Regions from separate parts of the Homo sapiens genome. Here region 2 is linked to region 1. A link is a contact called in ENCODE Hi-C or POLR2A ChIA-PET data. All regions are on one chromosome and are shown on one strand. The core of a region is the stretch at or near the end of the contact, and the rest is flanking DNA. Distances in the headings are between cores, read along the strand shown. Region 1 overlaps HTR4 (5-hydroxytryptamine receptor 4). Region 2 has its middle 77 kb from the start of HTR4.

Region 1 (5,459 bases), core at 1,431-3,930:
ACTCATATAAACATATGTATAATTTATCAATAAATATAATTTATCAATTAAAAAATCTATGTAGGCTCCAATTTTTTCCATAACACATTTCTGGGAACTGCATCAAAAAGTAGATGATCATAAAGCCAAAGATGCTTTCCATGTAAACAAAGTTAGAATCAAGGATTCTAGGACCTTCAAAGCCTTAGCTTCAAATAAATCATAGCTATAACTAACAATCTCATAAACCAAAAACACAACCATCATTACAATTTGTAATCCTTTGAAATTAGAGAATTAAGTTTCATGTTCTATGTGGTGGGCACACATGTACTTTATATGTTGATCACACAAGGGATCTCAGTGCATTATAAACTGTATAAGTGGCCCCTTTGTAATTCTACTTTATTAAAAATGTAAATAAAATTAAGTTGTTAGCTAAAATAGCATTAAACCACAATTAACAATCATATACATAGACTATCAGATCAGGAAAATTTTCAAAAGTTATCAGGTTCAATATCTTAGTTGACTCTTTATGTAGTATTCATGCTATCTGGTCATAGTCTGGTCCACGTTTGATTTTTTTCATAGGATTTGTATATATATAATTTATAGCATGGGGATGATTTTGATGGTCCAAGTATTTTCTTCTTCAAATACATTTTTTCATAGTGAACAAACATTTGAATCTTATTCCATGTTACTTTGAAGTTATATGAGAAGTTACGCTCATTATTATCAAAATTAGCCTGTAGTCCCTTACTTTGTGAATAACCAAATCCTTTTAAATGAGTTTCTGTGATTCATAAATTCGTGTGTTGGGCAACCTGAAATGACCAAATTAGGATGGGTGGATTTGGAAGAATTAATATCCAAAGGGTGCTTCTACAATTCCTAGAATTTTATTTATTTGTTTATTTAGTGAGATGGAGTCTCACTCTATTGCCCAGGCTGAAGTGCAGTGGTGCAATCTCAGCTTAATGCAGCCTCTGCCTCATGGATTTAAGCAATTCTCCTGCCTCAGTCTCCCAAGTAGTTGGGACTACAGGCAGATGCCACCATACTCGGCTAATTTTTGTAGCTTTAGTAGAGATCAAATTTCACCATGTTGGCCAGGCTCGAACTCCTGACCTCAAGTGATTCTCCCACCTGGGCCTCCCAAAGTGCTGGGAATACAGGAAGAATTAATACCCAAGGGGTGCTCCTAGAATATTATTTTTTTAACAAGGCTCTGGTTTGGCATTTACCTTCCTGCGAACTTTGCCCTGGGCATTTCTTTCTCTGTTTCTTTATCAACATAGAAACTTACTCTCTTAAGTTGGTTTACCTCCCGGTAAATAAATTCATAGTCCTCGAGTGCTCAGGCACATCCACAGTAATCCAAAACGCCCAAAGTAATGATAAATATGTGGAATGGCATTTTATGATTTACAGAATGTTTTCACAAAAAAATTATCTTATATCTCCACAACAACTTTGTGAAGTAGGCAAGAGAGATTCTCTCTGAGGTCTGAGACATTCAGGAATTAGTTCAATTTGCTTAATAAGTCAGCAATGGACCCAGTGCACGTGCTGCCTCTGTGCTGTACTCCTCCCACCAATGTGCTCATGCAGGCAATGGGTGGGTGTGTGGGCAGCCACAGCAGATTGGTTGGGTCTCATCATCAGGTCCAGAGCCATGGAGCCCAGAAGCTGGCTGCTCCCTTCTTCATATTAGAAAAGCACCTCAAAATGGTGCTTGCCTCCTAATGGTGGTTGCTGAGCCTAGTGATGGCAGGGGAACAATGACTTGAAAAATCAAAGGGGATTGGTCCAGCCACAGAGTCAGAGTCAGGGTGTAAGTTAGAATTTAAATAAACTTTCTTCATATGTGACAAGAATGGTTCCCTGGTTCAATCTGCTTCATTGATCAGGGAGAATCCCAGTCTACACAAAGAGCATTTCAGCATGGAGAGATATTTCTCACGAATTCTGAATAGCATTTCTCTTTCAGAGGCTATTTTCCTTCCCTAAAACATGACTTTCTCCCCAACAGAATTAAGTCTTCATAGGACAGAGAGGCTTTTTTTTTTCTTTTTCTTTTTGGCATTTGGATGGTTTGGTCAATCTTCTCTTCCTTATTCCAAAGTTTCTTCCTGTCGGTTTCAGTTCCAGAACTAAAGTAAACAACAATGGAAACAATAACTGACACCTTATAAGCAATAAGAAAAAAAGAGAATATGATAAATAATCCTGAGATGCTATTAAACCACAGCCAAGATCAAAGTCAGAATCTCACATGGCTCTGGGTTTGGCATTTACCTTCCCGGGACTTCTGCTATGGGGCATTCGCAAGAGCCACTGACTCAGCTTTGAATAAAAGACATCCAGATTAATCTGAAGGACAAAGCTGGAAAGGTCAGGGGTCTAAAAGGCCCAAATGAGGAGGGTCGTTCCTTTGAAACAAAGCCAAAAGGCAGGCAGGCCATGGCTTCTCGAGGTAGCAGACGGCTATAGCAGCATACTGTTGTCTTAGAAACAGAAAGAAAACTTAAAGGTCCTCTAGTCCAAGCTTGAGTGCACAGATGTGGAAAGTGGGGTCCAGAGATGAAAGAACACTATTCAAGATCTCACAGCTTGTTTGCAGCACAGCCAGGGCGGCAATTTGGGTCCTCTGGCTTCAAGTACAGCATTGCCTCGGCATCCCCAGTGCTGCTGGATCCTGCCCTCCTGCACCTTGGGGGAGCTGCAGGGGAAAATGAGTTTCCCCAGTGTGAACTTCCAACAGTTATCTCCTTTGGCAGCAACAAAGCCAGATTGAAGGGTTTCAAAATGATATCACAAGTTCATGGGAAAGATCCTGAAGCCTAATAAACACCTACGATGTTGCTAGCCCTGCCCAAGGCTTTTTAGAAGACGTCCCGTTCTAGCCCAGCAGGAGAGCGAGCATCTCAGGGCAGACACGCCAGCGGCCAGGACACCAGGAGGAAGCTATCTGTCTTCAGCTTCCCTCCAGAGTTGCTGTGGAGACCATTTTCCTCTGACAGATCTCTGACCCTGTGTCTTCCATGGAAAATAAATGGAGCATGTCCTGAAGAGGAGGACAGACATTGGACATAAGGAAGAGCAAGTGGACGTCTGGGACTGACAAGGGGGCCAACCAAGAGGATGCACGTTTGGACCCAGACACAGGGAGAAAAGTGTGTTAGCGTCTGGCACAGAACAGGGCGAAGAAGAGGCAGGGGATAGCTTGAACATGGCTGTGACGGACGTGACCAAGCAAGTAAGCAAGACAGGAGCGACGCCTCTGGCTAAGACAGGAACAGAGAGGGAGTATTTTGTTGATATCTGGAAGCCCACACAGCAAAGAAGGCGTATTTGGAGACATCAGTGACCGAGATAGGACGCAGCAAGCTATCGTGCTTAGAACGTGAGTGAGACAGATCAGACACAGTGAGTGACGGGAACATGTCAGAGACACCAGAGACCACGCGGCAAAAGCAGAGAATCTGGGAAGAGGGAGTGTTGGGAAATAAAAAGTGAACAAGGAGGCCATTATGTCCCCTGACTCCCTCCAGCGCCACCTGCTGGAATCTCAGAGGAAAAGCCCAGCGAGCACCGGGTTCCTGCACTGGCGGACGGAAAGCCTCAGGTGAAGAGAATACCGGGTGCAGTCGCGCACAAGCAGCAGCTTAGGACCTGGCCCTCTTTCGGAGGCATGGCTGTCTTCTGGGTCATTGTCCCAGGGGCCTAAGTGTCACTGGGCTGAGCAGCCACCAAAGGAGAAGTTGCTGGCGGGTGACACTGACTCTCCCACTGGCCACCACACTCCACTGCATCCCTAGAGAGAGGAGAAGATTACAGAACCTCAGAATTGGAAAGGATGTTGCAGATCATCTCCTGAAAGAGCCCACCTGCATGGCAGGAACACTCTGTGCCATGCAGATGAGTAGCTATTTGGCTTCTACTTAGGAATTTCCATTGACAGGCCAGTCCATATTAATTTTTGGCAATAATAACTATTAGAAATAGCCCATTAATGTTCAGCCAAAATCGGTGTCCATATGGCTTCTACCTGATGGACCTATTACGCCTATCAGGCCCCCTCAACATTGTGCCCTCTACCGATTATATCCTCCAAGTTTTCTCTACTCCAAGCTACACATTCCGATTTTCTTTAATAGTTCATTATATATTATAGTTTCCAGATTATTCCCCATAATGGGCACTGTCCTTTGAACACCTCTCTTGAATTATGGTACTAGGAAAGTGCACAAATTTTCGCAGGGAGCCTGACTTACATCATGTGCTTTTCATCATCAATTGGGTTTATTTCTATTAATGTAGTCAAATTCAGTTCATTTCTAAAAATGGTAATAAGTTATTGGCGTATATTGAGCTTGCTGCCAACTTTGATCGTTTTTGATACAACAACTGTCAATTCCTGAGGTTCTTTATTACATTGCTGCCTAGTTGATTTTATTATTTATTTATTTATTTATTTATTTATTTATTTATTTATTTATTTGAGCCAAAATATAAACCATCACATTTTACTCAGTTAAACTTTGTTATATCGGTTTGGTATCACTTTAGTCAGCTGAGATCATTCTAAATCATAGCAATTTTAACATTCAAGATATGATTATTTAGCACCCACTCAAACTAGACCTTAAGTTTTTTGCAAGCACATAGGAAGATCAAATAATCTACAATGGTAGATATTTCAGTTTAGTGTCATCTGCCTTTTAGTTTTTCAGGCAAGGTAAAAAATGTTGAGCAAGATAAAACAGAGAATCATAGTTACCCCAAGACAGGCTTCCTTGCAGTCAAACATCTAATGCTCAATGTGCCTGAGAATGGACCCGCTCTGGCAGGCTTTGTCCAATACCTTGCTAAAATGTCTCTGTCAAACAGAAAATCTGTCCTAGCAGATAAAGAAATTATTTGGCATGAATTATTATACAACAGTGAATCTTACTTACACAAGCTATGAGTCTATGGTTTCTGGAGATTAGCTTTAGTGTTTCTTGAAAAATTGGGGCAATATTTACTATCTCCAGGCTTCCACCTATTCCCCAGTCCTAGAAGAAGTTCATTCGGACTTGTTAGCAACAAGTTTTTTTTAAGCCCCTGAGATATGACACATCTTGGCTCAGAGAGAGTTAAATGCTTTCCATCAATCCTGGACAGCAACTTTCTCCCTAAAATGTTCTCTTCTTTCCAGTTGGAAGTCTATTCTTATTATAGCAGAATATGCAAGATTTCTTCCCTAAATAATGAAATCTAACTATTTCTGGGTTAGATCTGAACATAGCTCTGAACATAGCTTTTGTTCATCCTTGATTCATCCTTGGTTATATGTTCCTTCCTCCAGATTTTCCACATGCCATTTTAAAGTGTAAACTCTCTAGATAACTCAAGATGTGCCCTCAGGCCTTTACATACTCCCTTACATTTTTATCTGTCTGATTCATTGAATATATCTATTTAGAGAA
Region 2 (5,459 bases), core at 953-3,452, 250 kb after region 1:
CACCACAGGAAGGAAGCAACATCTTCAGTGGGTTAAAAACAATTATCTAGTGTATCATCATATAAAATATGGCTCTAAGATAATTTTTTCCCAAATGGTTTGCCAATTATTCCCCAAATCGCTTATTCATTCATCAGTTTTTCAATATTTCTTATACTGAGTACTTTACTTAACATGGGTCACACGGCAACAGCCAGTTACATCTATATTGAGATTTGTATTTTTATTCCATACACCTGGAACTGGAGGTTAATAACATTAAATTCACTTCATTTAAGATACCAGGTTTTCCCATTACCTTTTAGAAACCATTAAAAGATTAAATAGGCTGTTCCTTGTGCTACCTACTTGGTTTCATTTTCTCCAAATATGCTTCTAGTTTTAATAACCTTATTCTTTGAATTGCAGGCATCTTGCATTTCCCTCTAGGACTAAAAGTATGTTTGTTTAGCAATGGAACTCACTCTGCTTTTTTTCTCTGTCTTTAGGTATAATCCACACAGAAATCAATCATGCAATTAAAAATTTTCTTCTTTGAACTTCTCAATAACAGTGATCTCAATCTTTTTCATGTGAGTTTATTTTAGGAGATATAAAGCCACAGAAAACCAAAGAGGAAAGCTCTAGCAATATGTACCCATAATTTCTCAAGGTTCTTTAGCATTCAAGGGAGGCTTTCTGCTTAATAGCCAAATAATTCTATCTAAACCCCCATTCAATATTTTATCAATTTATTGTATAATAGCTATATTTTATCCTCCTTCTTACTCCTGAGAATTCTCAGGAAATAGTTCACACAATAACAAATCCACCTTGATTATCATTGGCCATCTCTTACTCTGAACCACTGCTGTAGGCCCCTCTGCTGGTCACCTCTCACAACTGTTTCTCAGGATCTTTTTGCAAGATGTTCTCAAAGAACACAGCCCAAGGGACACAGCCCCTGTCTTGGTATAGCCCATGCCAGAAGAACACAGACCTTTTCCTAATTCTCCTTAACCCAGCACATGCTAAGCTGTGAGGTCTGATGTCTACTGAAATATTGATAATAATGCAAGGAAAATGAAAATTTGTAACTGATACGAGATAGAACCACTCCTATGATCCATAGGTCTGAGAGTGTTTTTCCTCCTTCCTTCCTTTCAAGAACTGGCTCATCTCCCCCATGAGAATTTTATTGTCTTTTTTGCCCATTGAGTCCAAACTCTTACCTGCTTCAGCCCCAGAGGAATGAAAAAGCAAACCTACCCCCTTCCCTAATTTAAGGCCCAATTTATTTCTTTGATAGAATAAATCACAATAAAAACATATCCTTTCCACTATTCTGGGCTCCAGACAAGGCCACTAGAAAGTATAGTTCTCTACATATGTTCATCTGACTGGGGGACACAGAACACTTTAATCCACAGTGAACTAAACCACACCAGCTGCAGATCATGTTTACAGCTCAGCTGAAACAAAACATCAGATCTGCCTGCTGCCTGTTGGGAGGAATCAGGTCTTAGGAAGATCTATCAATATTTAAGCCAACATATTTCCCAAGAGAAAACAGTGATTTTTCTGGGATAGCCCAAACTAAATCTACATGAAGAAAATAAAACATCTCTTCTTGTAAGGACACAGTCATATCAAGGATACTCCCAATTTGTATTACTAACAGAGCACATAACTTACATCCTGATCTGAAAACTTTAGCAGGATTTTACTGACATCGTGGGTTCAGAGCTTCCCTGAGTGGAGGGAAAAGCAGGCATCTGTCTTACATGTATGTGATGTAATGTGTCGCCAAAGACTTAAGGCTAGGAAAGCAGTCCAGGAGGGCAAAATAAGCCTTGAATTCCCTGGTGAAGCATGATGAGTGATGTACAGAGGAATTTGGTAAACAGCAGGCTGAAAGTTTATGCTGGCAAATGTTACCTCCAGCAGCAAGACCCAGTATGAGAGACAAATGAAACATCCTTGGCAGCAAAGGCAGGTTTCTATTATCTTTGTTGTAAGGAGGCTTATCCTTGGGTCACAAAAGTCTGTCCAGGGTAATGATTCAGAATGCCATAGGGAGCTGCCAACAGCAAGGGCTGAAGGGAGGATTTGATTCATCTCTTGCTGGTATTGCTTCTCTTGCGGTTTCAATGCTAGAAGTGAAGTATCAGTGACAAGAGCTTGCTCTCCTGGAGAGGTGTTCAGAAGGCACAGGAGCCAGCAAGGTGGGCTCCATTTCAGGTCTTCACCATTTATGAGCTGGGCGGCTGTAACTCTGGGCGAGGTGTTTCAAATTTCTACCTGCCAGCTGGAAAATAGCACAGCGAATGGAGGATCTGGGCATGCTTTACTAGTTTTCAAGCTTGGATGACGGGGGGATTGGCAAAAGTGAACACCTAAGGGGAGATGGATACAGATGGCAAGACAGAGAATCACGGGACCCCTTTTACAAATGAGTAGCCCCCAACTGTCAGATAATTTGAGCTCGGTTTCCCTGCAGTTTGTCCTTTTCAGATTTTTTTGTAAAAGTTTAAAGGAGCTCCAGCACAATTCATTTGACAATAGTAACTATTTACTGTGACTACTTCCAATTGTGGCCAAGATCTGCCCTCTAGTGGTCTGACAATTGCAATGCCTCTTACTATTACATTGTTGAACTTGGTAATTTTCAACGGTCGGGCGACCCCTGTTGTCATAATAGTCGTATCTCAGTATGTTGAGCTAAAAGAAACTTCAAAAATCATCTGGTCTGTTTCTTTTCATAACTAATTCCTCCCAAAAATGCACCTGGCTCTTGCTTTAACACCCAACTCCACGTAAAGATAGCAGAGCAAAACAGGATCACAGAAACTTCTTTCCCCACCTGATGAAATGGTTATTTTTTAAGCCAAATAATACATTAGCGGCTAGAGAGGAAAGGGTACTGCTTGAATCATAAGGTTTGGCATCCATGAAAAGAAAGATTCTGATATGACTGGTACAACTTCTAAGGCCAGCCCTTCTCCCAAAAGCAAAGGTAGTCAACGAAATACTGAGAATTCAAAAGAATATGCTTTAATTAAAAAATAAATAGAAAGCCACACCCACCTCTGAAACTGATTCTTTGGTGAGGAGAAGACACGATAGTTCCAGATAAAGTGAGAAAGACATCAAGGAGAATCCATCCGCGTCATTTTACAGAAACTACAAACAAAACTGCTCCCTGTTAAGCATGAGCAAAATGAAAAGAAACAGTACAAAATTATGCAAATCTGCTACTACAAAATAAGTAGTAAGCAAGAAAAAGGCAAAACAAAACCAAAACCAAAAACCCTCAGGAAGAAAATAAAACTCAAAGGTGAAGTGCAAGTTCTTTTTGAACGCTTAATTACAGAGAAGAGTTCATTAAGAATATCAATTCAGTAAAACAGTACCTCTAAGATAAATTATAAAATAAAGAAGATGGAAGAAGACATTGTGGAGCTAAGAAAAATTGAAAAACAAAACAATGAGTTATAAATGTAATAAGTTATAAATTGCAAAGGAGAGAAAAATGTAGCTGCAAATGTCATGGAGAGATGGCTGGGGACAGTCATAGAAAATGCAGGATGAAAAGACAAAGCAATTAAAATAAAGGTAGATACAGAGAGAAAAAATTATCCAACGTGAAGACAACTGACATCCTTAGAGTACAAGGAAAGAAAAAAGAGAATTCAAAGATATAACCTAAAAAGTTTTCTGAAAAGAAGAACGGTATTAATGGATAAAAAAGAGGACAATTATGTCAAGAGAAATTGATACAGAATGGTCTAAATTGGGAAATTTCCTGGTTAAACTGTTAAGTGTTAAGAATCCAGAAAAAAATTTGACATTTAGGCAGAAAACGGCAAGTCAGCCCCTATAGGGGGAAAAAGTCAAGTGGTTTCAAGGCTTTGCCATGGCAACTCCAGTACCAAGGGACATGGAGTAATGACCACCAACTTCTGAGAGAAACAACATGATTCAAAAATATTGTACCAAGCTAGGGTGTCACCAAGCATGGAGATAAAGGGCAGATATTTTTTGACACGCAAGAGCTCGGGAAATATAATACTCATGAACTCTTTTTGAAACAAAACCAAACTACACACAACTGGCAAGTAATCCCATCGAACAAGAGATGAAAAATAATAAAGAACTCGAGTGAAAAAGCTGTGATGAAAAGAACTCATGTGGAACACCATGTTTATTTAATTTCACAGCTAAGGCTAATCCTGTGTGGCCTTGAAGGTAGTATAAGGGAATGTATCATTAAGTCCTAACAAAGTGAAAATAATATAAGCAAAACCTGGAAAAGAGTGAGATGAAAGGAAGAGTAAACAGTAATTATCTTATCTTTTGTAACAGGGGTCAGCAAATGACAGCCTGTGGGCCAAATGTGGCCCACTTCCTGTTTTTGTAAATAAACATTTATTGAAACACAACTACATTCATTCATTTACGTATTGTCTCTGGCTGCTTTCACGCTGTAATAGCAGAGCTGAACAGTTGTGACCAAGTTCTTTTAGCCCACAAAGCCTAAAATATTTACTACCTGACCCTTTGCAGGAAACATTTGCCGAGAGAGAAAAGCTCATTAAGAATATGAATTCCGTAAAACAATACCTCTAAGATAAATTATAAAATAAAGAAGATGAAAGAAGGCATTGCAGAGCTAAGAAAAATGGAAAAACGAAACAATGAGTTATGTTTTGTAACACTATTTTACAACACTGAGACAATCTATAATAACTAAAATTGAAATGTGTGGCTCAAAAAATGAGTCCGTTTTTAAAAATGCTTCAGTAATGTCTTTAACTTTAGAGGGATCTCTACTGAGGACGTTTTTATCCAACAGGATGTGTACATATACAGGCACAGAGAGATGTCTAAAGTAATATTCATCAAAAGTACTTGTTACTCCCACATGGTAAAATATGGAGTAATGTGTTGCTTTTGTGTTGGTGTAGTGTCTGATTTTTTTGTAATGAGCATGTATAATTCTTTAGAAAACAGTAAGAGTAATTCAAGTGATTAATTACTCTTAAAAATAAAAAGGCCAGTCGATTTCATCTTCAACCCAGCTTTCCTAAGAACAGTCAACCTGTTATTTGGGAGCTTCCTCAGGCCCCCTTCTCTTCACCTCAAAATTTTGGTATGAATTTTGGAAATGTGATTGGAGGATTCCTGTATATTCCATAATTAAGCGTCGGGGAGTTTTCTTTCTTCATTTCCTAGATTTGCCATCAATGTGGATTAAGAATTACTTGGAACAGCAGAGGGCGCCCTGCTCCATGTTTATAGGAATGTAATGTAAGTACCTGACCAGTACTGCCGTTTGGAACTTGTGTGAATGAAAGCCAGTAAGTGATCGCCTGTAGGACTCAGTTTCCCCATCTCCCACACCTTTCTTCTGCCAACCCATCCCCCACACTGCAGAACAGATCATGCCGCCCTTCTGACAGCAACCCTTCTGTGACTTC

What was found. Hi-C counts contacts between places; a loop is a spot of excess contacts on that map. ChIA-PET counts read pairs that join two places held with the same protein, here RNA polymerase II (POLR2A). Pooled maps may share reads with other maps.
Region 2: a map of endothelial cell of umbilical vein shows a loop between it and region 1 (7-fold over the local background). The contact joins two enhancer-like sites. A Hi-C loop is called at or near these places in 3 of 168 maps with a recorded cell type or tissue (PC-3, aorta and endothelial cell of umbilical vein), 2 of 37 single-sample maps with no recorded cell type and 13 of 50 pooled maps. POLR2A ChIA-PET finds 5 or more read pairs at or near these places in 1 of 52 experiments (MCF 10A).

The regions. Positions count from the first base shown.
Region 1 is chr5:148,479,492-148,484,950 of GRCh38, forward strand. It overlaps HTR4 (5-hydroxytryptamine receptor 4), which reads right to left. Exons shown (of 7, transcript NM_000870.7): 7 at 2,056-3,802. The coding sequence ends at 3,712. The region is part of intron 2 of LOC107986462 (a long non-coding RNA gene); the gene reads left to right. Among named protein-coding and RNA genes, the nearest start is that of FBXO38, 98 kb to the left of the region's middle. Within about 2 kb of position 2,681, at least 2 of the 41 ENCODE cell types and tissues checked have a DNase peak (open chromatin) inside an H3K27ac peak, as active enhancers do.
Region 2 is chr5:148,728,514-148,733,972 of GRCh38, forward strand. No RefSeq gene overlaps it. Among named protein-coding and RNA genes, the nearest start is that of HTR4, 77 kb to the left of the region's middle. Within about 2 kb of position 2,203, at least 2 of the 41 ENCODE cell types and tissues checked have a DNase peak (open chromatin) inside an H3K27ac peak, as active enhancers do.